2 separate regions of the Homo sapiens genome follow, and region 2 is linked to region 1. A link is an interaction called in ENCODE POLR2A ChIA-PET data of the cell type or tissue named here. Cell type or tissue: CD4-positive, alpha-beta T cell. All regions are shown on one strand.

The links. Peaks named below come from ENCODE experiments on the same cell type or tissue, not always from the same donor. Only the 100,000 strongest peaks of a DNase experiment are listed, where the experiment ranks them.
Region 2: POLR2A ChIA-PET joins it to region 1 with 5 read pairs; 3 of 35 experiments call an interaction of 5 or more read pairs at or near these places.

The regions. Positions count from the first base shown.
Region 1 is chr14:53,124,284-53,129,283 of GRCh38, forward strand. The region is part of intron 1 of DDHD1 (DDHD domain containing 1); the gene reads right to left. Among named protein-coding and RNA genes, the nearest start is that of DDHD1, 27 kb to the right of the region's middle. In CD4-positive, alpha-beta T cell, no CTCF peak of the experiment used is centred here; no DNase peak of the experiment used is centred here; H3K4me3 peaks cover 633 bases; H3K27ac peaks cover 351 bases.
Region 2 is chr14:53,058,287-53,063,286 of GRCh38, forward strand. DDHD1 (DDHD domain containing 1) reads right to left here. Exons shown (of 13, transcript NM_001160148.2): 7 at 4,657-4,919; 8 at 2,840-2,915; 9 at 191-340. Among named protein-coding and RNA genes, the nearest start is that of DDHD1, 93 kb to the right of the region's middle. In CD4-positive, alpha-beta T cell, no CTCF peak of the experiment used is centred here; no DNase peak of the experiment used is centred here.

The sequences.
Region 1 (5,000 bases):
AATTGGTAAATGGAATGAAAGGTAGTAACTTAGGATCTAGCATCAAAATGCTACCTTGCATTAGAATACCTGAATACTTGTTCATTCACTAGCTAGAAACTGTAATCTAAAAGAATAATGCAGGACAAAAGTAATTAATCATTATCCTAATAATTATTTAGCTTGGCTGCTAAGTTGGATAGTAGTTAGCAATTATATAGAATTTTATCTTACATAAAAAATACCTATACCTCAAAATATAACTGGGATCGCATTTGAAAATAACAGTCATGCTAAGAATACTAAATAATGCTTCAACAAGGGATAATGTCAATAGTATTTACAAACCACTTTGATAGAGGTAAAGAATTCCGGACAATGTAAGTATACCCTAAATACCATTTACTAATTTTGATTCAAGAAACAAGGCTGTAAGGGTTTTAAAACCTGCATATATGTCTTAGTGCTTCAGCAGTGTAGCTGTAAAATTAATGAAAAGATTTATTGTCTCTGTATTAGTTAGCTAGGGCTGCTGTACAAAATACTAAAGATTGAGCGGCTTAAACAACAGTAATTTATTATCTCATAGTTCTAGATGCTATAAGTCCAAGATTAAGGTGTCAGCAGGTCTGGTTTGATCTAAGGCCTCTCTCCTTGGCTTGCAGATGGTCATCTTCTTGCTGTGTCTTCTTATGGCCTTTCCTCTGCGTGTGTGGGTGTGTGGGTGTGTCTCTCGTGTCTCTGTGTGCCCAAATTCCCTCCTCTTGTGAAGACACCAGTCAGACTGGATTAGGGAAGTTTAGGACCTACCCTAAATGTCTCAATTTAACTTTATCACCTCTTTTATAGGTCTTATCTTCAAATACTGTCACAATCTGAGGTATCAGGGCAAGGACTCCAACATAAGACTCTTAGCCTTTTTGCAAATTTTAATTCATGGAGGTAGCTTTTATATATTCTCAATTCTTTGCATCTCAATTTGGAGAAGAGACTTTAAATCACAGGCCATTTTATATCAACTCTTCCAAGTTTAATATTTTGGTGGATCTAGGCAATGCAGAATTTTATATGCTTAGGGAAAAATTTCTCTCTAGGTACTTAGCTAAGAAAAAAAATATTTGATATAACCTGCATAGATATGGAAGAAAAACCTTGCTAAATAAAATGGAGTATACAACCGTAAAACAGTTGTCTGAATTTTCAGTGTTGATTTTAGCTTAGTAGATACAATCAATTCCACACTGATTATAGCCATTCTATCAGATTATTAAAATCAAAAGAATATGTATTAACATAGTTGAAACTTTTAATATCAGCACAGTGTCATTCAAACTTTTCTATTTTCTCTTTCTACTCTACATATTTTCCATGATTTAAACCTGTGGTTTCTAAACCTGGCCTATAGTCAGAATCACCTGAGGAATTAAATTAAAAGATGGATTTTTTTTTTTTTTTTTGAGATGGAATCTCGCCCTGTCACCCAGGCTGGAGGGCCATGGTGTGATCTTGGCTCATTGCAACCTCCGCCTCCTGGGTTCATATGATTCTCCTGCCTCAGTCTCCCGAGTAGCTGGGATTACAGGTACCCACTACCATGCCCGGCTAATTTTTTGTATCTTTAGTAGAGACAGGGTTTCACCATGTTGACCAGGCTGGTCTCGAACTCCTGACCTCGTGATCTGCCTGCCTTGGCCTCCCAAAGTGCTGGGATTACAGGCGTGAGCCACCGCGCCCAGCAAAGATGGATTTTTTAAGATTCCTTCCCAAACTTAATAAACCAGTCTCTGAAGATAGGGTCCAGAAATATGTACTTTAAGTTCTTCAAGTTATATATCACAAAACACAGTCCTTGCATAAGTGATCACTGGTTCCCAACTAGTTAAAAACAGTTAATTCTCTAAATCTGATCATTTACCCAAGGTAAAAATATTTTCAGTATTTTTATGTATACATATTTACAAATTATGTATATATATTATTGTTCTAAAATGTTTGATTCATTATGATACACAAAAATAGAAAAATTGAAAGGGTGAAATAGAAGTGAATATGAATTCAAACATTTTCATTATAATACATCTAAATGTAGTGTCTGCATACCCTATTTTACTCTTTTTGAGACAGGGTCTCACTCCCATCTCCCAGGCTAGAGTGCAGTGCAGTGGAGCAATCACGGGTCACTGCAGCCTCGACTTCCCGGGCTCAGGTAATCCTCCCACTTCAGCTCCCAAGTAGCTGGGACTACAGGCATGCGCCACCATCCCCAGCTAATTTTTTGTATTTTTAGTAGAGATGGGGTTTCATCATGTTATCCAGGATGCTCTTGAACTCCTGGGCTCAAGCAATCCATCCACCTTGGCCTCCCAAAGTGCTGGGATTATAGGCATGAGCCACCCACCCGGCTGATGTAACATCTTTCTTTAAGACTCATATCAAGCATCAATTTCTCTGGAAAGCTTTTTACTTGACGTAGAAGTGGTCATTCCCATCTTTTTTTTTACCTAGTAAATATTAACTATTTGTTGAATTAATGAAATTAAAGTTTTGAAAAAATGTATTGAAAGAAAACAATTCACGTTACAAAAGAGAAGCACAGCGTTTAGAAGATGGCAAACAAATGTCAGACTGTCAAAATAGTTACTAGTCAGGAGGATTAACTAGCTATAAATAAAACAATCACGTGAGAATTTAAGCTCTAACGGGTTGAAATCAAAAGAGAAACTAAAATTTTTTAAAAAAGAACAGAGAAAAAGGAGAAAAAGATTTGTGTAGTCAAAATTCATAATGCTAACAAGCACAGATGTAAACGCTTGAACATATGTTTTTTTAAAAAAGCAGAAGAAACACTTAAGAAACTAAAGTTACCAGACAATTGAGAAATTTATTTAGAAAATCATCAAACAGGAGGAATACATAGCAATAAAGTTGAGTGAGGAAATTTTACACAGGTTACAAAATAATCCAGGATATTAAGTATTATTGGCAACCTAAGCTTCATTATCTGCTCAAATCGTGTAAACAGTGAAGTTGCAGACTGTACAACAGTAGAAAAAGAACTGGGTTAAGGACTCAGGAGGCCTAGCCTAAAATTCCAGTTCACCCCTTAACCTCTCTGAGCCTCAGCTTATCATCTATAACATGAAGATATTGTCTCACTGCAGGGTTACAATGGGGATTAATAAAATAATGTATGTGAAAGTACTTTGTAAACTACAAAATCTCATGCCAAATTATGGCATTATTTTAATTTGTGGAATATTGTTTGAAGTTTCTAAATCCACATGCAGTAGTTACACACAGCTACATCAAGACTAACCGTGAAGAATCCTCAGCCATTTGGTAGAACTAAACACCATTTTCCCCACCAAGTCTTCTAAAATAAAAACCTTATGCCATGACAGCTGGAGAAGGAAGCCCAGAGAATCAAAAAACAAATACATACTAAGACCTGAAGGTAAGATCGCTACAGACACACAATGACTGGCAAGCTAACTCAATGCTCTGATTTACTTCCTGGTGTTATTAGTAAAAGGTAGGTCTTTTTATGTGAAAATAGATCCTTAAGAGTCTGTTTTTACATTGAGTTGTATAGTTGTATGAACCAAGACAGAATAAGAAAGGTGGAATGACATGGTTTGGCCATGTCCCCACCCAAAATCTCATCTTGAACTGTAATTCAAATTGTAATCTTCACGTGTTGGGGGAGGAACCTCATGGGAGGTGAACAGAACACGCGGGTGGTTGCCCCATGCTATTCTGACAGTGAGTTCTCACGAGATCTAATGGTTTTATAAGGGGCTTTCCCCTCTTCGCTCTATATTTCTCTCTCCTCCTACCATGTGAAGAAGGACGAGTTTGCTTCCCTTTCCACCATGATTGTAAGTTTCCTGAGGCCTCCCCAGCCACGTGGAACTGTGAGTCAATTAAACCCCTTTCCTTTATAAATGACCAAGTCTTGGATATTTCTTCATAGCAGCATAAGAATGGACTAATATATGGAGACTAAGGATCTGTCTTAGTCCATCTAGGCTGCTGTAATAAAATACCATAAAGTTGGTAGCTTTTAACAATGGAAACTTATGTCTCACATCTCTGGAGACTGCCAAGTCTAAGATCAAGGCACCAGCAGATTTGGTGTCTGGTGAGGGTCCACTTTCTGGTTCATTGTGCCTTCTCACTGTGCCCTCACATGGTGGAAGTGGGGAAGGAGCAGGGTGTTAATGCGATTCACAGGACTCTGCCGTATGACCTTATCACTTCCCAAAGGCCCCACTTCCCCAATACCATCACCTAGAGGTTTAGTATTTCAACATACAAATTTTGGGGAGATATTAACCTTCAGTCCACTGTAGGAGCATAAGAAATTAAGTGCAACAGCTGGTTCAGTTAGGCCATATGTATTATGTCAGCAAAAAAGGGCCAGAAGCCAACAGTTCTGATACAAAAGTCTATCACTTCTACCTACAGCCCATAACTGCATAATGTCAGGCCTCTGAGCCCAAGCTGAGCCATCATATCCCCTGTGACCTGCAGGTATACATCCAGATGGCTTGAAGCAACTGAAGAACCACAAAAGATAACATTCCACCATTGTGATATGTTCCTGCCCCACCCTAACTGATCAACTGACCTTATGACAATACACCCTCCCTGCCCTTGTGATAATGCACTTTGTGATATTCCCCTGCTCTTAACAAGGTACTTTATAATATTCTCCCTGCCCTTGAGAATGTACTTTGTGAGATCCACCCCTGGCCCACCTATCCCAAACCTATAAGAACTAATGATAATCCCACCACAATTTGCTGACTCCTTTTTCAGACTCAGCCAACCTGCACCCAGGTGAAATAAACAGCCTTGTTGCTCACACAAAGCCTGTTGGTGGACTCTCTTCAAATGGACGTGCATGACATTTGGTGCCGAAGACCCGGGACAGGGGGACTCCTTTGGGAGACCAGCCCCCTGTCCTTGCCCTCACTCCGTGAGGAGATCCACCTATGACCTCAGGTCCTCAGACCAAC
Region 2 (5,000 bases), 66 kb before region 1:
GTATTTTTAGTAGAGATGAGGTTTCACCACATTGGTCAGGCTGGTCTTGAACTCCTGACCTCAGATGATGCGCCCGCCTCAGCCTCCCAAAGTGCTGGGATTACAAGCGTGAGCCACTGTGCCCAGCTGATAGATTCTTTTTAGGAACAATTTGACATTGAGAAAAAAAAGAGTCTATATTGCAACTCACCACTGGATCTGTAGGATGAAAAATATTTAGTAACCGGTTACAAATCTCTCTAGGCAAAATATGGTCTTGACTTCCAGTATTTCCTGGGCGGATGCCACGCAACGCCAAGAAAACTGCTAATGGGGATCCCATACAGAAGAAATTCTCAACCTAAAATGATAAAGTCATCTTAAAGTTTAAAAATGGTGAAGTGTTATCTTTCAACAAAATTTGGGCATAACGTAATATATGGCAAAATACAAATAATAAAATATCTTTGAGTATATTCGTTTTTAATAAGAGTTATCCAGATGGGCTCTGCCAACCATTAACCATTCTAGAATAATCTATTTCCATGAGATACTTCATTATCTTTAAATCTAATACAAGTTGAATAAAAGGAAGATAAGGATCATTTTCTTATATATTTGTATACACAAATCAAATATTTATTGAGGTACTACTTTGTGTGAAGTAATACACTCGGTGCTGTGATAGATATAAAGACCAGTAAGACACAGCTTCTGCACTCAAAATTTACAGTCCTGTGGGGAAAGCAGAATAAAATACGTGCATAACAGAGGGAAATAATGCTTTAAGAGAGTGAAAAAAATAATTCCAACTTTGAAGGCTTTACAGAGGAGGTAGCATATGCATTGGCCAGTAAAAGACGAGAAAGGTTTCTACAGCTGGGGTTGGATATTGGTGCTGGAAAGAATAACATTCCAGGCTGATAGAACCAAATGAACTAAAGCCAAGGTGGGAAATAACTTGGTTTATTTTATTTCATTTATTTATTTATTTTTTGAGACCGAGTCTCGCTCTGTCACCCAGGCTGGAGTGCAGTAGTGCGATCTCAGCTCACTGCAAGCTCCGCCTCCTGGGTTCACGCTATTCTCCTGCCTCAGCCTCCTGAGTAGCTGGAACTACAGGCGCCCGCCACCACGCCCAGCTAATTTTTTTGTATTTTTAGTAGAGATGGGCTTTTACTGTGTTAGTCAGGATAGTCTCGATCTCCTGACCTCGTGATCCGCCCACCTTAGCCTCCCAAAGTGCTGGGATTACAGGTGTGAGCCACCGTGCCCAGCCATAACCTGGTTTATTTTTGAGAATAAAAATAGTCTGATAGGCTGGGTGCGGTGGCCCACGCCTGTAATCCCAGCACTTTGGGAGGCCGTGGCGGGCGGATCACGAGGTCAGGAGTTCGAGACCAGCCTGGCCAACATGGTGAAACCCCGTCTCTACTAAAAATACAAAAATTAGCTGGGCGTGGTGGCGGGCACCTGTAATCCCAGCTACTCGGGAGGCTGAGGCAGGAGAATCACTTGAATCGGAGGGGCGGAGGTTGCAGTGGGCCAAGATCACGCCACTGCACTCCAGCCTGGGTGACAGAGCAAGACTCTGTCTCAAAAAAAAAAAAAAAAAAAAAAAAAAGTAATGATAGTAGAGATGAAATGCAAATTCTACAATGGGATCACTCCAAAGACCATACTCTTACGGCTTTTAAAAATATGTTATAACTTACCATATTGTTTTACAATGTATGGTATATATTTTTTTTAAAAAAACACTTTGTAAGTAATGGAGATAGATTCAATTTAAAAACTCTTAACGTTTTAAAGAAATTTCTGCATCATTCCACATCTTAACCTGTGTGTTAAGTTCTTGTGAGAAAAGAAACACATTTCAAGAAGAGGTAATACAGTATACTAGACATGAGCAAATACTCAACAGGAAATGAGTATTAGGAAACTTATGACATTTCCCATTTAACACTGCAAGCAAGTTATTTGTTATTCAGCTATAGGGTATGTCCTTTCCAATAGTCTAGTCAATGCTGACACCTCTGCCACATTTTCCTAAATCACTGCTTTCAACAGGTCATTCTAATACTTAAAAACCCTGCAAAGCTTCCCAATGCCTATATCAATGTAAGTTCCTTATTTCTAGCTATTCCTGCTCTCTCACTGCCTCCTTGTCCTGACTTCTGTATATTATAGCTAAACTAAGTTTGCTCACACAGCTCCAAGCTAACCTGTGCACCTCTGTCTTGTGCTTTTGTCATATATTGTTCATCCATTGAAATGTCAGCTTTCCATCCCTGGAATCATTACTCATATACTTCCTCTGATTTTTTTCTCACCACTGACCAACTAGGTGGTCATTAAGATTTCTTAATTCTAAATAGTAAATATTTCTCATCTGTCTCTATTTTTCTTTACCACTATTCTAGATTAGCTGATGTTTCTTGAGGTATATGAAGTTACAGCCCTCTATGCCTTTGTTTATGCCATTCCTCTTAAACAGAATAGCATCTCTCCTTTCTTTCACTTGGCAATATCTAATTTACTGAGACCAAGTACAAATATCACTCCTTTGTAAACTTTTGCAGGCAAAATTAGAACCTCCCTCTCCTGTACATATATTGTTCTGTATACTGATAATAGCATCAATAATACTGTGCCATATAACCTGAGGACTGGGGAACTGACTTGTCTATTCTTTTCTTTGTACAACCAGAAATGGCAGTGTCCAACATATAGTATATGTTGAATAAATATTTATTTTGAAAGAACAATAAACTTTCATTTGAATCCTAAAGGCATATTTCACATGACGTTAAAAAAAATACTGAGATCAATGTTGAAGAACACATTGCTCTTTCCTTACCTTAAATTTTAAGGCAGGTGTTTGTGTCATAGATGATGCTTTCAATCCGTGAAGCCGTTCTTCTATTTCCTTCAGCCTAAGAAGGGGTATGAGATTATATACACACACGTATTTATAATTTCATAAATATTAGATGCTTGCTAGCTTACTAAAGTATAAAGACGCAGATGATGGCCCACTATCCCTCACATTAATCCTGGTTGACAGTATTTAATAAATGTCTCTGCCACAGTACAGAAAGTATATAAAAATTTATGAAATAATTAGTAAAGTACCGCTAGTTGTCATGATACCTGCTGTTAACAGCTTTTTTGTAGTAAAATGTGAGTCATATACAAGCACATATACATCTTTTAAAAAATTATACCAAATGGTTAATACCATATATACTGTTCTCTCTTTTCTATACTTAAGAGTTTAGAGATCTTTTCATTTCATTGCCTCCTGACCTACTTCAATTTTTTTTTTGTAACAACTATGACTGTCCAAAATACAGGTGAACCATATAGTCTAACCCTTCTGTTGATGAACATCATTTTCAATTACAATGTTTCATAGCTACTTACATTTAGTAAACTATGGAATTAAGTTATTATTATCATTATTATTTTTTAAAAGCTATAGTTGGCCAGGCGCAGTAGCTTATGTCTGGAATCCCAGCACTTTGGGAGGCTCAGGTGGGTGGATCACTTAAGGTCAGGAGTTCAAGACCAGCCTGGCCAACATGGTGAAATCTCATCTCTACTAAAAATACAAAAATGAGCCGGGCGTGGTAGCAGTTGCCTGTAATCCCAGCTACTGGGGAGACAGGGGCAGGAGAATCACTTGAACCTGGAAGACAAGAGGTTGTAGTGAGCTGAGACCGTGCCACTGCACTCCAGCCTGGGCAACAGAGCAAGACTCCGTCTCCAAAAAAAAAAAAAAAAAAAAAAATTTGTTATTTTCCATGCTTTTTTTTTCTTTTTTTAAAGTTTTACTGGATTTATACATCTAAAATGCTGCTCCGAGTATTGCCAAACATGACATTTTATTTCAAACCTGTCAATTATTTTGACACTATAATATTTGTGTGTCTAGCCTATGGTACTTAATAAGATTCTAAATGAAATCCTTAGTTAACATCTGTAAGACAAAAACAAAACTAGTAAAAATTTTAGTCAATTAGCACATTTGTTTTAATATGCTAGTAAATTATCAAAATGAGTGATTTTTCATTTTTATATTAGAATTAATCATATAAAGAGAACAAAGAAGATAAGGCATGTAACTAGAGATGAAGATAGGAATGCAGCAAAGAATTAAAAGATAGTATCAGGAGGGCCACAAATGATTAAATAATAAAATCTTATAATTATATAACACATATAATTATGTTTATACATATAACATGTAAAAAAATATATTTGCTTAAAAAAAGCACTTAAAAATTATTTTCAGAATAATAAGAAAGGTAGAAACCCACCTCAAAAGGTCAGTAAAACTACAAAGGATTATAAACTGGTAAACATTTTCAATAAGGATTCTATGCAGTGACTAAGCTTGGAATAAGTTTTAAATTTCACTCCTAACAAACTGTGAAGAAACGATGAAAGGAAAACAAGGAGAATAACAAAAGAATTTATTTTATGCTACAGGAAAATGCATGTAATTAGCATGAAAATCAACAGTCTCCAGCTTGATTAGGCATGCTATATAGTAATCTTTGTATCTTGAACAATGCATTATTTCTTTATCATGAAATTCTTAGTTTTCTCGTAAGAGGTCCAGTAATTCCATAAAGACATTTAAAAATTTTTCAAAAGATGAGGATATTTTACCGTCGTTTAGTTATATAGAGTTCATCAAGAAGATGTCGTTCTTCATAGCTCATCCATCGTTCATCAGGCAACTCTTCTTCCTTTTGCAGCAACTGTTCATACAGCCGAACTGGATTCCAGCCAGTCATTATGTCATAAGTAATTACACATCCCAAGGAATGTGATACTATTGAGACTTTACCCCCTTTTTCTTCAAAGTCTGGATTCCGAGAACAGAAAAGGGAATACAATCGATTCAGCTCTTGCTGAAGGCCTTTAACTAGCTGTTTGAAATAAGAAAACATTATCATATTAGACTTGTCACTGACTACTATACACTTATTCTAAACTCAAATACATTAAGG